2 separate regions of the Homo sapiens genome follow, and region 1 is linked to region 2. Evidence: chromatin contacts called from ENCODE Hi-C or POLR2A ChIA-PET data. All regions are on one chromosome and are shown on one strand. The core of a region is the stretch at or near the end of the contact, and the rest is flanking DNA. Distances in the headings are between cores, read along the strand shown. Region 1 holds the start of FASTKD2 (FAST kinase domains 2). Region 2 holds the start of C2orf69 (chromosome 2 open reading frame 69).

Evidence for each region. A loop is a pair of places that touch in the nucleus more often than their neighbours do. ChIA-PET counts read pairs that join two places held with the same protein, here RNA polymerase II (POLR2A). Pooled maps may share reads with other maps.
Region 1: a loop to region 2 is called in a map of naive thymus-derived CD4-positive, alpha-beta T cell, with 17 times the contacts of the local background. The contact joins the promoter of FASTKD2 here to the promoter of C2orf69 in region 2. A Hi-C loop is called at or near these places in 1 of 168 maps with a recorded cell type or tissue (naive thymus-derived CD4-positive, alpha-beta T cell) and 7 of 50 pooled maps. POLR2A ChIA-PET finds 5 or more read pairs at or near these places in 1 of 52 experiments (GM12878).

Annotation. Positions count from the first base shown.
Region 1 is chr2:206,764,300-206,767,704 of GRCh38, reverse strand. FASTKD2 (FAST kinase domains 2) reads right to left here and starts at 2,099. Exons shown (of 12, transcript NM_001136193.2): 1 at 1,958-2,099; 2 at 235-1,061. The coding sequence starts at 1,011. It overlaps MDH1B (malate dehydrogenase 1B), which reads left to right and starts at 2,377. Exons shown (of 12, transcript NM_001039845.3): 1 at 2,377-2,455. The coding sequence starts at 2,434. RefSeq lists enhancers at 1,829-2,208, 2,459-2,598.
Region 2 is chr2:199,909,464-199,912,817 of GRCh38, reverse strand. C2orf69 (chromosome 2 open reading frame 69) reads right to left here and starts at 1,525. Exons shown (of 2, transcript NM_153689.6): 1 at 1,047-1,525. The coding sequence starts at 1,379. It overlaps LOC101927687 (a long non-coding RNA gene), which reads left to right and starts at 1,672. Exons shown (of 4, transcript XR_923766.4): 1 at 1,672-1,793. RefSeq lists an enhancer at 1,204-1,393.

The DNA of each region.
Region 1 (3,405 bases), core at 850-3,349, 6.9 Mb before region 2:
TCAACCCTGGGGATGGTAAATGTGGAAGGCTTTCATAAATTTCCATAGCAAAAGGAAGAAAATAGCTAACTTAAGGCCTCTAAATCATATAATATATATGCAGAAATAAATATAAAGGAAACTACCATTCCATTTGATAGTCTCTTTTAAGAAGGCTACATATCTATATCCCTTCATTCTTTCAAAATATTCTAAATCAAGTAAATGCATGTTTAAATCTCCTTTTTATTTTACCTGGGTCACCCTCAGCAAAGTCTGCACCAAAATAGTGTTCTGAGGGATTCCAAGCTTCACTATGGCGTGAAGACTGAACAGTAGGTACTTATACTGCATGATCTTGGCTTCTCTCATCATATGTTCACAGAGCTGATTAAATGCAGGGTGGCTAAACATCAGTCGTTTTTCAAAGCGCTTCTGGTCATCAGACAGTCTTTTGGCAATTGTCCACATTGCTGTGAAATAGTTGCTACTAGGAAATGTGGGCGCTTTTGAAAATGCATCTAACACATCACTCAGGGAATTACATTCCTCAGACAGTTTTCTACTGCTGATACGGTTTGGTTTTGTTTCCTTGGTAAGAACATCTTCATTGGAGACTTCATGATTAAGGTTTACTTTCTTCAATTCATCATCAGATTTATCAACAGGGACAAGAGACTGCTTTGAGTCAAAAAACAGTCTTTTAGCATAAAGTAGTCTTTCAATTCTAAGGGCTGTTAGAGTGCTTATGCCCTTTGTTTGAAAGCCAACATCTGATTTAAAAATGAATGCATCCTGAAAGAGATATCTAATGATATCAGTTGATTGCATTCTGTTATGAAAGTTATTTAAAATGTTCCAGTTTGAATGAACTATTTTTGGTTTGCAAAGTCCCAAACAACATAGCCTCATAGTTCTGCTTGTTGAAACTAATGTACTGAATTGTCTAAGGTTCCAGAAAAAGGAGCCCGCTTTGTTATTCATTTTGCTCTCCACTGAAACACTTCCAAATGGCTTCAAAGTTGTCAACATGAAACCAACGTCACTTCTACTAGTGAAAAAGAACACGTGCTGTCGTTTTCCTGTAGGGGAAGAAGTAATGAAAAGAATAAAAATTAAAACAAAACTTTTACTTAAAGAAATGAAATGCATTTAACAGAAGAGAAAATGGGGAACCTATGGAGCCATTAAACATTTACATAAAACAGTAAAAGTTTTTTTTACCAATGTGGGCTCCCTCCAATCTACCACAATGTGTCCAGTTTCAAAGAAGCCAGGTCACTTTGGAAGTAGTCATTGTATTAATGAGATTTTTCTGGTGCAAAAGCGTTCCATAAAGCTTTCTCTGTAGGAGAGACTTTTGTTGGCATTGTTATGGAAATGTCCTCGGTGAAAATTAGGGGATTAGCATTGATAGATCATTTTCTTTTCTCTTCTCTGTTTTTTTTTTTTTTTTTTTTTTTTTTGAGACAAAGTCTTGCTATGTCCCCCAGGCTAGAGTGCAGTGGCGCGATCTTGGCTCACTGCAACCTCCACCTCCCAGGTTCAAGCAATTCTCCTGTCTCAGCCTCCCAAGTAGCTGGGATTACAGGCGTATGCCACCACGCCCGGCTAATTTTTGTATTTTTTGTAAAGACGGAGTTTCACCATGTTGGCCAGGCTGGTCCTGAACTCCTGACCTCAGGTAATCCACCCGCCTCGGCCTCCCAAGGCGTGAGTCACCGCGCCCGGCTGATAGATCATTTTCAACATGACGATTTAGCAACGGCCGAACCCAGACCATCAAGAATAGGGACCTGGGCAGGTAGAACGGCTCAGTGGAAGAAGCAGAAAACGAAAGCGATGTCTGCACGTGGCCTGCGCTTAAGAGGAAGATCTTATACAACCAGCCAGCCTCACCAGACCCCAGAACCAACTTCAAGAGCCTGTCCTTCCGCAGCTGGGCCGCCCAGCATTAACCCACCTCCTTTAAACTTACTTCCAGGACAACTCGTGAGACTCTTCTCCTCGAAGTAAAAAGTCTAGGATGTGATACGGGCTGCCGCTAAGCCCAAGCTCGTCCTCCACTCACCTTAGAGCACAAGACCGTGACTACGTACAGGAGCAGCCATGACAGCTTCCCCGAGAAGCTGCGCTTCTCACGAGATCTTACGGATTCCCTCAAAGGTCAAAAAGCATATGTTCGCGGCTGTAGCTGAAGGACTTACTTGAAGAAAGTTTACCAAGGAGAATGACTAATTTCCCTGCATACAGGAGTGGGGCTCGGGGATACCACAGAGCTTATAAGGGCGATGTTTGATCGTGTATCGCAACGTAACCCATTCAGGTCCTAACTTTAAACACCTAACCTCTGCTGGGCGCCAGACTTTGTAGTGCGCCTGCGCCTTGCCCTTGGCTGCGTGGTTGCCAGGAAACCGCGAAGCCGCGGTCCCTGCCTCTGAGTCTCTCTCGACCATGGCCAAATTCGTCATCGCGGGTGAGTGATCCCCGCGTCCGCCCGCAGATTGCTCAAAACGCCGACAACAGCTCACCTCCCATGGCCGCTCGGCTTGGCAGCCTCTATACGGACCGCTCCATGCTTTGCTATAGATTTATTCAAAGTTTTTTACTGGACCGTGACGGTGCGCCAAGCATTGTGGGACACTGGGGATGCAATGGAGGGAAACATATCCCTGCCTTAGAGGAGCTTTCAGTCTCATGGGGCACAGAACATGTACTTTTGATACGGTGTGATTAACGCGATGAAGGAGACCTGCACAGGCCTCTGGGAGCGTAGACTCCTAATCTGGGTTTGGGGGATGAGGGAGAGGTGGACACAAGGAACTGGCTGGGGAAGGTATTACAGGAGCTGAGTTGTGAAGGTGTGAGCTGAGGAGGCTATTCCAAATAAAAGCAGAGAGGCAGGAAGCTTCCTGGCCTAACAGAAGATCTGGATATGTGGGGCGTGACAGGACCTGGGGCTACAACAGGAGCAGGAGCCAGGTCCTTGCATTTCATGTAGGTCAAGCAAAGGTGTTTGAACTGTATCCTGAAAGCAATGAGGAATTATAGAAAAATTTTAAGCAGGAGAGTAGTCTTAATGAGTTTGCATTTTAGGAAGCCTGTCTTGGCAGCAACGGAGAGAATGATTGAAAGTGCTGGTTGACAGCAAGGACTCAACTGAGAAGGCTTTTATTACAACAATCCATGGTACCTACCTCCTCTCCTCGTAAAGTTTCTTAAAAGAGTAGACTGCTCTTCCATCTCCAGTTCTGCCTTCCAATCAGTCTTGGAAGAAGGCTTCTACTTCTGCTTCCTGACAGAAACTGCTGTCACCAAAGTCACCACTGACTTTTATAGAAGCTGTTTAGTCTTTGACTTATTTGATCTCTTTGATGCATTGAACACAATTGACATCTACCATCCACAGGAGATTTTTTTTTTTTT
Region 2 (3,354 bases), core at 276-2,775:
AATACAAAAATTAGCTCAGTGTGGTAGCGCATGCCTGTAATCCCAGCTACTCGGGAGGCTGAGGCACGAGAATCACTTGAGCCCGGGAGGCGGAGGTTGCAGTGAGTCGAGACTGCGCCACTGCACTCCAGCCTGGGCAACTAAGCAAGACTCCGTCTCAAAAAAACAAAAAAGAGAAACATACCTAGCTATAGTCTAGCTTTACCTGTCTAGAACTTTCTATGATGATGGATTATTTTCTATGATAATGCTATATATCTGTGCTGTCCAATACAGCACACGCAAGCCATCTGTAGCTACTGAGCACTTGAAATGCAGCTAATATGAATAACTGGATTTTTAGTTTTATTTAATTTTAATTAATTCAGATAGCCATATATGGCTAATGGCTACCATATTAGATAATGCAACGTTAGATTAAGACCCAGTTTTCAGGGCAACATAACCACGGATATTTACCTGCAGCTATAAAATAATAAACATAACATGCAAAAGCAAAAGTACAAAAGAGGTGAGCATCAAAACATTGACATGCTTAATAATTATTGTCCCTTTTCTTCCACCCATCCCCACTCTTTTTTAGGGTTACTGGATGTCATACCTTTGTAATGTTTGTTTGGTTTTTAATTACTGCCACCGTTTTCTAAACACTACGTGCTAACTTAATTTGAAAGCCATCGCTCTGTCCCCTGCCCAACACACACACACGGTCCTCTGAGAAACCAAATTATAGAATAAATATACAAGATGCGTGTCACTCCCTGTCTCAAATTCCGCCTCTTGGAAACCTGGACCGACAGCTGGCTCTTTCGAGATCGTAGCCCTCGTCGGACACCTTCCCCATGGGGTTCTATGGACAAAGGGCGCCAAGGGCGTGGAAGGCACGGTTTTGGATTTCGTGGAGTAGAGGAAGAGCCACCCTCAGTGAATGTGTGGGTGTGTTCAGGCAAGGAAAGGAACCAGGCAGCAGCCACGAGGGAAGAATCAGTGACCGCGTACGTATACACGAGAGGAAGGAACAGATACCCAGGCAGGCCCCGAGTTACCTGCACATCCCCAGGGAAATAGAGGACGTGATGCTGGGGCGGCGGCTGCGGCTCCTCCTTCGCTGGGTCCCCGGGGAGGTCCTGCCGCTCCAGTCCCTCCCCGGCCGCCGCCAACAGGAGCAATTCGTTGCTGCGCTGCGGATCGGCTCCAGGCACGGTGGAAAGCTGCAGGCACTGACGGCGGCGCACCTCGGCCGAGAGGGAGCATCGCGCGCCGCCGCTGCCGCCCGGGTTCATGGTTCTGGCCTGAGAGCAGGACGAGGCGTTTCCGATTCCGAGCTGCGGCAGCAGGAGCAGCAACGGCGGCGACCGCAGGAGCCTGAACCCCCACATGGGTCGCCGCCGCGAGAGCGGTTCGGAGGTGGAGGGTGGCGGAGGGGTTCCTGAGGGAGGGACTTCAGCAGGCGGCTCAGCCGGCGGCTCAACGGTCGGCGGCCGCGGCCCGGCCGGGAGCCGGCGCTGAGGCGACGACGTCAGAGGCCGACGTCCGCGCGCAGCGTGCGTAAGGAAAGGAAGGGAGGGGTGTGGGCGAAATCGGTCTTGGGATCCCGGAGAAGACGGTGGGCGTGGCTTGAGGAAGGGCGTTTGTGATTGGTGGGTTCTGCCGCGGCCGGGAAGTTCGAACAGAAGTCTGGGGAAGAGCCGGCGAAGAGCAAAGAGATAATACAGTACTCCCAGCTATAGCAAGCGGCAGTTATGGAGCATGCGCAGCAGCAGGGGCGGCCGCAGGTCGCCGTTCAATAATACGTAATGTATAGACTTTTGAGTATACGAAGCTCCCTGTTTCTCTAGGTTCACCTGAGATTTATCTGGTCTTTCAGGGCTTAAAAGGGAGACATTCCCAAAGAAGATTCCGTGGGAAGTCTCCTACAAGCCCCGAAGGAAGGGAATCTCTCTCCTCATACCTTGAGTTTCCTGAGTACAATTATTATAGATATACGAAGATCTCTGTGCTCATGGAGAATTTGTGGTTAGATATGAAGCTAATTCATCTCTGTTTGGGAACAGGGTACATGATCTAGGACAGGAAAAAAACGGGGCGAGGCAGTACGCTTTACTTGGTGTTTTGCTATTTGGAGGTTTTCAAAAACTAAACAGTGTAGGAAAGTCATGTGTGTCCAGCAACTATCTGTGGCCAGTTGAGTAGGAATAAGATTTGGCGAAATGTATGCTCAGGCCTGTACTCCCAGCACTGTGGGAGGCCGAGGCGGAGGATCACTTGAGTCCAGCAGTTTGAAACCAGCCTGGGCAACATAGGGAGGCCTTGTCTCTACTAAATTTTTTTTTTTAATTAGCCGGGCGTGGTGGTGCATGCCTATAGTCCAAGCTACTGGGAGGGCTGAGATGGGAGATTGGATCGCTTGAGCCCAGGAGTTGTATGCTGCAATGAGTTGTGATCCCACCACTGCACTCCAGCCTGGGCAACAGAAGCAGACCCTGTCTCAAAAAATAAACCAAAAACAAACAAAACAGGGAAATGTGTGCGAGCGAGGATGAGATCCAAGTACTTGTGAGACAAAGCACTGTAAAGAGAATAATTAATGAAAATTACAAAAAACTACAGCCAACATTTGTTGAGGGTTTACTATAGGCCAGAAATCTAAGCACTTTATATATAATTGTTCGGAGTTTATATATGTGTATTTAAGCACACATACTGTTTTCTTTGGTCTACATATGCAAATAATAACAAATGGCTTGGAGTAGGAACATAAATGAGCAAATGATAAAATATGATTTATATATATGTATAGACTTGGTGACTTAGTATGCTAACCTACTCTGGTCTAAATTGTTGCATTCCATCTGACATCAAAATATTGTTATCAATCAAAAATTATTCAATTAATTACTAAGGAAATCTGCCGCTTTCTAAAATAACTGGTTAAAAACAAGTAGAGGTTAGTTATACAATAATTAGTATATAATGACATTTAGGCAACCTGACGTCACTCTGTTTTGCCAATTGCAAACATGTTACTTTCCATTGTTAGATAGAGGATTGCTGAAATGTTATCTAAAAGTCCAAACATGTACATGAATTGCAAATGCAGCTTTTGATTTGTGGTCTTGTTTTTAGCTTGACCTTATAATGAAATCTATTTTTATTTTTAAGTTTATTTTTTTAAGACAAGATCTTGCTTTGTCACCCAGGCTGGAGTGCAGTGGCACAATCTCGGCTCACTGCAATCTCTGCCCCCCAGATTCAAGCGATTCACTTGCCTCAGCCTCCCTAGTAGCTGAGATCACAGGCATGTGCCACCACGCCCGGCTAATTTTTGTATTTTTTTAATAGAGACAGGGTTTC